Regions from separate parts of the Homo sapiens genome. Here all the other regions are linked to region 1. Evidence: chromatin contacts called from ENCODE Hi-C or POLR2A ChIA-PET data. All regions are on one chromosome and are shown on one strand. Each heading gives the region's core, a stretch centred on a gene start or an enhancer-like site at or near the end of the contact. The rest is flanking DNA. Distances are from core to core; before and after follow the strand shown. Region 1 has its middle 6.9 kb from the start of C16orf78. Region 2 has its middle 73 kb from the start of SIAH1. Region 3 holds the start of N4BP1 (NEDD4 binding protein 1).

Evidence for each region. Hi-C counts contacts between places; a loop is a spot of excess contacts on that map. ChIA-PET counts read pairs that join two places held with the same protein, here RNA polymerase II (POLR2A). Pooled maps may share reads with other maps.
Region 2: a pooled map shows a loop between it and region 1 (19-fold over the local background). The contact joins two enhancer-like sites. A Hi-C loop is called at or near these places in 2 of 37 single-sample maps with no recorded cell type and 3 of 50 pooled maps. POLR2A ChIA-PET finds 5 or more read pairs at or near these places in 1 of 52 experiments (PC-3).
Region 3: a pooled map shows a loop between it and region 1 (7-fold over the local background). The contact joins the promoter of N4BP1 here to the enhancer-like site in region 1. A Hi-C loop is called at or near these places in 2 of 37 single-sample maps with no recorded cell type and 2 of 50 pooled maps. POLR2A ChIA-PET finds 5 or more read pairs at or near these places in 1 of 52 experiments (OCI-LY7).

Annotation. Positions count from the first base shown.
Region 1 is chr16:49,365,409-49,368,425 of GRCh38, forward strand. No RefSeq gene overlaps it. Among named protein-coding and RNA genes, the nearest start is that of C16orf78, 6.9 kb to the right of the region's middle. Within about 2 kb of position 1,408, at least 2 of the 41 ENCODE cell types and tissues checked have a DNase peak (open chromatin) inside an H3K27ac peak, as active enhancers do; they include OCI-LY7, where a contact is called at or near this core.
Region 2 is chr16:48,457,027-48,460,043 of GRCh38, forward strand. No RefSeq gene overlaps it. Among named protein-coding and RNA genes, the nearest start is that of SIAH1, 73 kb to the left of the region's middle. Within about 2 kb of position 1,490, at least 10 of the 41 ENCODE cell types and tissues checked have a DNase peak (open chromatin) inside an H3K27ac peak, as active enhancers do.
Region 3 is chr16:48,608,748-48,611,764 of GRCh38, forward strand. It overlaps N4BP1 (NEDD4 binding protein 1), which reads right to left and starts at 1,433. Exons shown (of 7, transcript NM_153029.4): 1 at 1,028-1,433. The coding sequence starts at 1,225. LOC124903687 (a long non-coding RNA gene) reads left to right here and starts at 1,563. Exons shown (of 2, transcript XR_007065063.1): 1 at 1,563-1,771; 2 at 1,908-2,466. RefSeq lists enhancers at 564-613, 1,564-1,613, 1,624-1,703, 2,896-2,975 and a silencer at 924-1,523.

The DNA of each region.
Region 1 (3,017 bases), core at 158-2,657:
AAGAGACAAGGTCTTGGGGCAAGGAAAGTGACTTTATTTTAGAGAGCCAGCAAACCAAGATGACGGACTTAAGATTAAAGACATCTTAAGCTCATATGAATTTGGGGTTCCTTTAATGTTATGGGAAGAGGTGAAGGAGAGGGTGGTGGTCAAAAGGTTACTGATGACCACAGATATCTGTGCACCAGCAAGGGTAACTTTCACTGTCCTCGGTTAGGTCACGATGCTCCTGTAAATCTTTAACACAACAGTATTAACCATGTGTACACCCTCCTTATCTACTCAGGGGTTAGTTTTGGGAAGGGGCTATTGTCATCCTTGCTTTAAAGGTAAACTATGAGCTAAAATTCCTCCCTTACTTGGCTTGGCCTACATACAGAAGTAAGCAAAAGCAGGTAACCTAAAAGATAATCATCACCTAAGGAGGGAGATTAGAAGCAAAATAGAGTTAGTCATGCTAGACCTCCTTTTCACTGTTACAGTGGCAGGCGCCTACGCTGAAATGTCTTGTAAAGAAAGGATGTAGGTAAAATGATCTAGAAGACACTGATTGTGATACAGACAAAAGCAGAGAGCCAGAATACAAGGAGAGAAGGCACAACAGCTAGACAGACAGATGGACAGGAATGAGAGGGATGTGGAGCCCTCAGCCTTGGCTCCCATCTGTTTTGTTTCTGGTTCTAGTACCCTGAGGCCCAGCTGTGTACCCTGGAGCCTTGAGTTGTAAGATTATCAGTAAAATTTTCCAGTAGACATTTTGGGTGTGGGCTTTCCAGCCCAGTTCACACGGTATCATTACTTCTATGTCCTTGTGGAAACTTCCTTCCTTCTCAACAGAGAAACACTGTGTTGAGTTGTTAAGCAATAGCCTGCCCTCTCCTAGTGCTATTTTTACTTGGGCTAGTCTGAGTAGGTTTCTGTTCTCGGCATCTAAAAATGCTTTGACTAGTACAGATATTGATACAGTGATTCATTCTAACCTTAACTCAATGATTGATGCCCTCACTGGTTTTATCTACTCAATGTTTCATTTGAATAATTCAGTCATTCATTTACACATTGATTTGCTATTTGTTTATTATAGCAAAAAATAGTTGTCAAGCACCTTCTATGTGGCAGACCCTGTGCTTGACACCCCAGGTGATGTGGAAATGAACCAGGTGTGGTCTTTACTCTCAAAGCCTCATGAATAATAGCATGAATGGAATGCAATTAAGTATAAGGTAGACATTAATAAATATCAATGTTGTTAAGTCAAGTTTAGCCTAAAGCTCCCTCCTTACATATTTTAAGTTTTGGCCTAAACGTTTTTCTGTACATCATGAACTGTAACAAATGGAAGTGTAAACAGACCGTAGCCTACACTTGTGCCAATTACTGAGTTTTGGCAATCAAATGTAGCCAACTGTTCAAACCATATTCAAATAAGGCAAATGCCAACCTATAACCAACCCAGCTGTTTCTGTATTTCACTTCTGTTTTCTGTATGTTGCTTTCCTTTATCTGTTCATAAATCTTCTTCTGCCATGTGGCTGTGCTGGAGTCTTAGAGCCTACTCTGGCTTGGGAGGCCGCCTGATTCACAAATCCTTCATTGCTCAATTAAACTCTTTTAAATTTAATTCAGCTGAAGTTTTTATTCTATCAATGTGCATTGTACATTCAGTAGAAGGATTTCAGGATAAAAATTAGAAAATGTTTCTTGGAGAGACTAGGCCATAAAAGAGCTTCTACTTCAGTTTGAATTTGGAAATTAGAAAGAAGGAAAAATAAGAAAAGCCAGGGATATTTCTCAAGTTTAATAATAGCAGCCATTTGTGAAATGGGAGGGTATCTGAGAGATTAAAGAACCCAGATCATTGGAAGAAAGTTTCTACTCTTGGAGACATAACTAACATCATGGTTTGACTTTGATGCCTTCTAAATACACCCTTATCCCACAAGGCCAGGAGCCCAGCAAAAGTGCCTTCTAGTCCCTGGGCCAAGCCACTCCAGACCCACTCTGCCTCTCCTTCCCCTTGGGAAACTAACCTGGGCTTCTGTTTCCCTTCCACCACCAGTGTCTCTGAGGTGTTCTAGTCAGAAAAAATGTAATAAAGCTTTTCAGCCCAAGTTTAATATCCTTTGAGGAAAGTGCATTTCTCTTTCAAAGTTGATTTGTTTGCATGAATGTTCAGGGAAAAAATAGACCTTGGAAGATAAACTTTCAGCCATGGAAAACTTTCAAAACAGAACTTGCCCCCCACAAGAACTGCAGAAATAGAGTCTAGACAGTTTTGATTATGCTGTTAGTTTTCAGTGGGGTTGTACCATTCCCGAAAAGACATTTAGGAAATTTGGGGGATTACCTTTGTAAGCCAAAAATAAAATCCTAAGTCCCCCTAATTGACTGTACAGACCTCTCTGGGACAAGAGAAACCTGAAAAATTGAATTCCTGGCCTTGGTAAGAAGGAAGATTGAATACGCCTCAGTATAGTCCCTCCTTTATGGAGTTTAGGCACAACTGACCAGAATTAACATTAAAATAGAGATCCCAAGTTTCACAAAACAGATTCTTTGGCAATAAGATACCAAATTCCAGCCTGACGCTGGTATAGCATCACATGACAGATAGAAGACCCTGAAGGAAATGAAACTATTTTATCCCAAGAGATTTTTCTTTGACATATTTTGAAATGGCCCTGCAAAGCCATCTTTTGTAGGGGAACGCTTGCATCTGTAAAGAACCTCCGTTAATGCAGCCAGGCCTATCCCTGATCTAGAAGAAATTAGCTAAGAGTCAGATACCTTTTAAGGTCTACAAGAGACATTTACCATCTATTCTCTCTGAAGCCTGCTACCTGGAGACTTCATCTACATAACAAGAAACTTGGCTTCCACAACCCCCTATATCTTAACTCAAGCATTTCTTTCTACTGACTTCAAGTCTTTAGCTTAACTCTTTCAACCTATTGCTAATTAGAAAATCCACCTGTGACCTGTAAGCACCACCCCACTCCACTTCAAGATGTCCCACC
Region 2 (3,017 bases), core at 240-2,739, 910 kb before region 1:
AGATTATTACATAGCTGTTAAAGGAGATACGGTGGATTTAAACATGCTGATGATAAGGGGAAAAGTCCATGAAAAAATTCAAAAAACAAGTCGGGGTATGTGATCTTATTTTTGAGTAACAGAGTCTTCTGGCTGAGCCCTAACTTGGATTTTGATTTTGACTCTATACAACTGGTTTTCTGGAATTTGTAGGAGTTGAAATGTTTGACAGACTATTTTGTAAATATGCACGAGGTTTCTGCTGAAAACTCTAGCACAGTGTTGAGAAGATGGTGGAGATTTGTAAGCAGGGCTAGGACCCCAGCCTGTGTAAGAAAGGGACAAAGGTAAGATTTTTTTTGGTTATTTGTGCATCTATAAGTGTATTTTTAGATTTACCAAAGACTGGTGTGTATAAGCTACATTCATTAAAAAAAAGCTTATTTAGGCCGGGTGCAGTGGCTCACACCTGTAATCTCAGCACTTTGGAAGGCCAAGGTGAGAGGATTGCTTGAGTCCAGGGGTTCAAAAGCAGCCTGGGCAACTTAGTGAGACCCCATCTGTACAAAAAAAACAAAAACAAAAACAAGCAACAAAAAACCCCACGCTTATTTATTGAACATAAACATAGAGAAGGCATAACTTGATGAGTTTTCTCAAAGCGAGCACCCTCATGTGATGCCCAGTCAGATGCACAAATTTGTGGGAGCCCAGAAGCTGGTCTCTTGCACCCTCAGCCACTTTTCTTCTCAGGGGACCACTCTTCTGACTTCCGACACCAGAAATGAGTTTGATTTTGTTTGAACTTTACATCAGTGGAACCATAAAGCATGGCCTCTTTTATGTTTAGCTTCTTTCACTCAACATTATGAAATGCAGCTGGGTGTACTAGCTGTCCCTCATATTCCTTTCTGCATAGTATTTTATTGTACGAATATACACACATTGTTGATCTATTTTTCTGTTTATGACTATTTGGATTGTTTTCATCTTTGTCTATGAAAAACGATGTCACTGTAGATATTCTCACACATGCCTTTTCGTGTGTAAATGTGCCAGTTTTATTAGGTATATACCTAGCTGGTTAAAGGGTTTATTTACATTTAGCCTTTTGTTTTTTTTCTTTTTTGAGACAGAATCTCACTCTGTCGCCCAGGCTGGAGTGCAGTGGCACAATCCTGGCTCATTGCAACCTCTGCCTCCTGGGTTCAAGCGATTCTCCTGCCTCAGCCTGCAGAGTAGCTGGGACTACAGGCACCCGCCACCACGCCCAGCTAATTTTTGTATTTTTAGTAGGACGGGGTTTCACCATGTTAGCCAGGCTGGTCTCAAACTCCTGACCTCAAGTGATCCACCCATCTTGGCCTCCCAAAGTGCTAGGATTACAGGCGTGAGCCACTGTGCCTGGCCACTTACATTTGGCTTTGATAGTGCCAAACCATTTTCCAAAGTTGTACCAGATTACATTTCTACCAATGGTGTTTGGGAGTTTCAGTTCCACCACATATTTGCCAGCAAGTGACGTGTCATGTCAATTTTGAGTATACTGGTGGGTGGATATCTCACTGTGGTTTTAACTTGTGATTCACTGATGACTAATGAGGATTAACACTTTTTAAACAAGTTTCTTGGCCATTTGTCTGGAACATCCTTTGTGTTCTAGACATTTGCTTTTTTTCTGTTGAGTTGTTAATCTTTTTCTTATGAATTTGCAGTTCTTTATGCATTTTGGATATTAGATCTTTGTCAGTTATATGTATTGCAAAAATATTTTTAAAAATATTTATTTATCTATTTGTAGAGAAAGGGTCTTGCTATGCTGTCCAGGCTGGTCTTAAACTCCTGGGCTCAAGCGATCCCTCTGCCTTGGCCTCTGAAAGTGTTGGGATGATAGGCATGAGCCACCATACCCAGATGCAAGAAATCTTTTCCCATTCCAATAGCTTTCCTTTTTACTCTCTTAATAGTTTGTTTGATAAACAGATACTCTTTAATATAGTCCAATTTATCTACTTTTCTTTTATGATTTGTGCTTCTTCGTGTCCTGCTTAATACATTTTGCCTAAAATAAGGACATAAATATATTTTTCTACGCCAGTTTCTAAAAGCTTTATTGTTTCACCTTTCACATTCAGCGCCTATCTGGATTTGATTTTTGTGTATGGTATGAGATAAGAGTCAAGATTCACTCTTTTTCCTCCTATATGGTTATTCAGCTGACCCAGCACCACTAATAGAAAAGACCCACCTCTTCCCCGCTGTGCTAACGTGTTATTTTTTGTCTTGTCTGTATATGTGTGTGCTGTTTCTGGACACTCTGTTATTTCACATTGGCCTGTTTGCCTGTCTTTGCATTAATACTGGGCTATTTTAGTTATTGCCCAGTAGTACCCCCTTGTCTACAGTTCCTCTTTCCATGGTTTATGTTACTCAAGGTACAGAACAATGATATATTTTGAGAAGGAGAGACCACATTCGCATAACTTTCATTCCTATATATTGTTATAATTGTTCTATTTTATTATTAGTTTTTGTTGTTAATCTCTTAATGGGACCAATTTGTAAGTCAATTTTATTATAGGTATATAACAGAAAAAAAAAACCATAGTATATATAGGTTTTGCTATTATCTGTGATTTCAGGCATCCACCAGGGGTCTTGAAACATAACCCTCACAGATAAGAAGAAACTACTATGGTCCAAATCCTTCAACTTTGTTTTTATTTTTCAAGACTTTCCTAACTATTCTTGGCCCTTTGTATTTTCACATAAATTCCAGAATTGGTTTGTCCATTTCAACCTCCCTCATTCCCTTTCCCCTATACCCCTGCCACCACAAAAATCCGCTGGGATTTTAATTGTGATTGCTTTGAATCTATAGATCAAGTTAGGGAGAAGTGATATCTTAACAATACTATTTCTTTTCTTTCTTTTTTCTGAAACAGAGTCTCATTCTGTTGCCCAGGCTGGAGTGCAGTGGTACAACCCTGTCTCACTGCAACCTCTACCTGCTGGGTTCAAGCGATTCTCCTACCTCA
Region 3 (3,017 bases), core at 183-2,682, 760 kb before region 1:
TGTTAATTAAAAAAAAAAAAAAAGGCGGGGTGGTGGTGGGGAGGATAAAATCTACCTTATTAGAAGCCATAAGGGCTGCACATTCCTTCTGAAGCAACCTGTGATGTTCTTAAGCGTTATGTAAATGTTAGTTGTAGGTAATATCAATACAAAGAATAACGCTATTTTTTGTTAACATATTAAATATCCGGCCGGGGTGGCTCCCGCGTGTAGTCCCAGCACTTTGGGTGACCGAGATGGGAGGATGACTTGAGTCCAAGAGTTCGAGACCTGCCCGGGCAACATAGTGAAATCCCCTACCAAAAAAAAAAAAAAAAATGAGCCGGGCGTGGTGGCGCGCTCCTATAGTACTAGCTACTCGGGAGGCTGAGGTGGGAGGATCACTTGAGCCCGGGAAGTCGAGGCTGCAGTGAACTGAGACCGCGCCACACTGCACTCCACTGTGGGTGACAGAGTGAGACCCTGTCTCAAATAGAAAAAAATAGGTAAACATAAATCCTTTCTTTCTGACATTCTCCGAGCGTTTTATTACTATTAATAGTTTTTTTCCGATTCTCAAGAGGAACTGAGATCCCAAAAAGGCTCAGAACTGCAGTAGTGGAGGCCCGGGACTGGGGGATAAAGGCTTAGGTGGTGGACGAGGCTGCGGGCCCAGCAACAGGCCTTGCGTACCATCCTGGGGGCCGGGGAACTGACAACAACAGGCGACATGCGCAGCGCACCCGATCCGTGCCACACGCTGTGCCTGCGCTTCATACACATCCCCCACTTTCATCCTCGCGACAGCCCTCTGAGGTAGGTACTTTCGTCAGCGCCACTTTACAAATGGGGAAACTGAGGCTCCGGGGATCAAGCCGCTATCCAAGGTCACATGGCTCGCGAGCCGAAAAGGCACGTTCGCTGGCTCCCGAGACTGCGTTCCCAACCCAGGCGCATCGCGGCGGACGGCGGGGGCGGGGAGGAGCGGGAGCCCGGAGACCCGGACCGATCGAGGCCGCGGGCGCGCGGGGGCGGCGGCCGGACTCACCTTGGCGCTGTGCACCGCCTCCTGCGCCCCGCAGAGCTGCAGCCAGATGCGCGCGGGCAGCGGCTCCTCAGCCCCTAGCGCGCCGAGCACGGCTAGGCTCACGCCAAACAGGCCCTCGATACGGCCGCGGCTCTGCTCCAGCAGCTCCGCCTTCTCAGCTGGCGCAGTGAACTCGTCCAGCACCGCCCGGGCCGCCATGGCGGGCGCGGCCTCCCGCGGCGGCGCCGGGGGCCGGCGGCGGCGACGCCCCCTCAGCTTGCTGCCGCTGCTCCCAAGCCAGTCAGGCGGCGTCGGCCCTTCCCGGCCGCCTCGCCCCCGCCCGCGCCCCGCCGCCCGCCCTCAGGCCCGGCTATACCATCCCGCCACGACCGCAGCAGCTTGGCAATTGCTGGCAGCGAACCCCTCCGCCCCTTTGCCGCCGCCGCGGGCCGGGCCCCGCCGCCGCGCATGCGCCCCGGCCGCAGCCGTCATTGAGGCTCGCCGCCCCCTAGGGGAAGGGAGTAGGGTGAAGGCGACGGAAGTTGACGTCACCCTCAGTCGCCATGTTGGTTGAGAATAAAGGGATGGTTTTGGAGGCCTGGGCGGACTTCTTTGATGAGGGGAAACCGCTTTCGCGGGATCTGGTGGATGTAGATATATGGGTTTATAGTTGGGGAAACTTAATTGCCAGGAGGCGAGACTGAGAGTGTCACAGGGATTGGACTTGACCTCAGACATCTTGACGCTCAAACCAGGATTCTAGCAGTTGAGTTATTCAGTTTCACGTTAATCCACAGGCAGACGGGACTTTTCTTTCTCTGTTTCTTCCCTTCCTCCCTACCCTTTTACCTTCTTAGCTGCCCTTCTCACTTTTTTCTCTTTCCCTTTTTATTTCTTTCAGTAAAAATGGTAGCAAGAAGAGAAGAAAATGGGCATACTTACGGAGAATTGAAAATCAAAAAAATGATTAAGATAAATTCAAGAAGGCCGGGCGCGGTGGCTCACGCCTGTAATCCCAGCAGTCTGTGGGGGCAGAGGCGGGTGGATCACTCGAGGTCCGGAGTTCGAGACCAGCCTGACCAAAATGGAGAAACCCCCGTCTCTGCTAAAAAAAAAAAAAAAAAAAAAAAAAAAAAAAAAAAAAAAAAAAAAAATTAGCGCGGCGTGGTGGCACATGCCTGTAATCCCAGCTACTAGGGAGGCTGAGGCAGGAGAATCGCTTGAACCCTGGAGGCAGAGGTTGCGTGCGGTGAGCCGAGATTGCGCCATTGCACTCCAGCCTGGGCAAGAAGAGCGAAACTCCGTCTCAAAAAAAAAAAAAAAGATAAATTCAGGAGAGTGATTTCTTCTGTGAGGGAAGAAAGGGGATATGTTATGGGAGAAGCCCGAAAAGTGGGAGTTTGGGGGCTCACTCATGATCTTCCCTGGGACTGGAGCAAATAAACCCTAACCCCTCTCCAGGTCTGTTTTCTGATCTGTAAAATAAAAGAGTACACTCAGTTATCTCTAAGGCCTTTTCCAGGCCTTTATATTCTCTGAGTCCATGAAAACAGATTGTGGAAGATAAAGTGTTGGATTCCTTTCCTTCAGCTAAATATTGTGGCTATAGTAGATAGGGGCTCTGGGAATATTACCTCTCTCTGTTTTAATTTTTCATCTATAAAATGTAGATAATAATAGTACTTCCTATTGTGAATATTAATACAGCACCCAACACTGTAAGTGCTCACTGAACATTATTATTGCTAACTTAAGCAATATATTTAAGGCCTAATTTTCAGGGAAAATCTTTGTGTGGATTATGCAACCACAGTGAACTTGTGGGCCCAGGAGTCTGTGCCATCTGTGTACATCCCTGCTAGAGGAAAAAGAGGAGGAGCTAAAGATGCTGTAGTTGGAAATACCAAGGGGGAATGGTCTCTGTAGGAGGATTTACCCAAGGTAAAACCTATGAGAGATCCAGGCTTCTGGGGGTTTCCATATGTCTCAGAAACTCAGGTGTGGTCTCCCA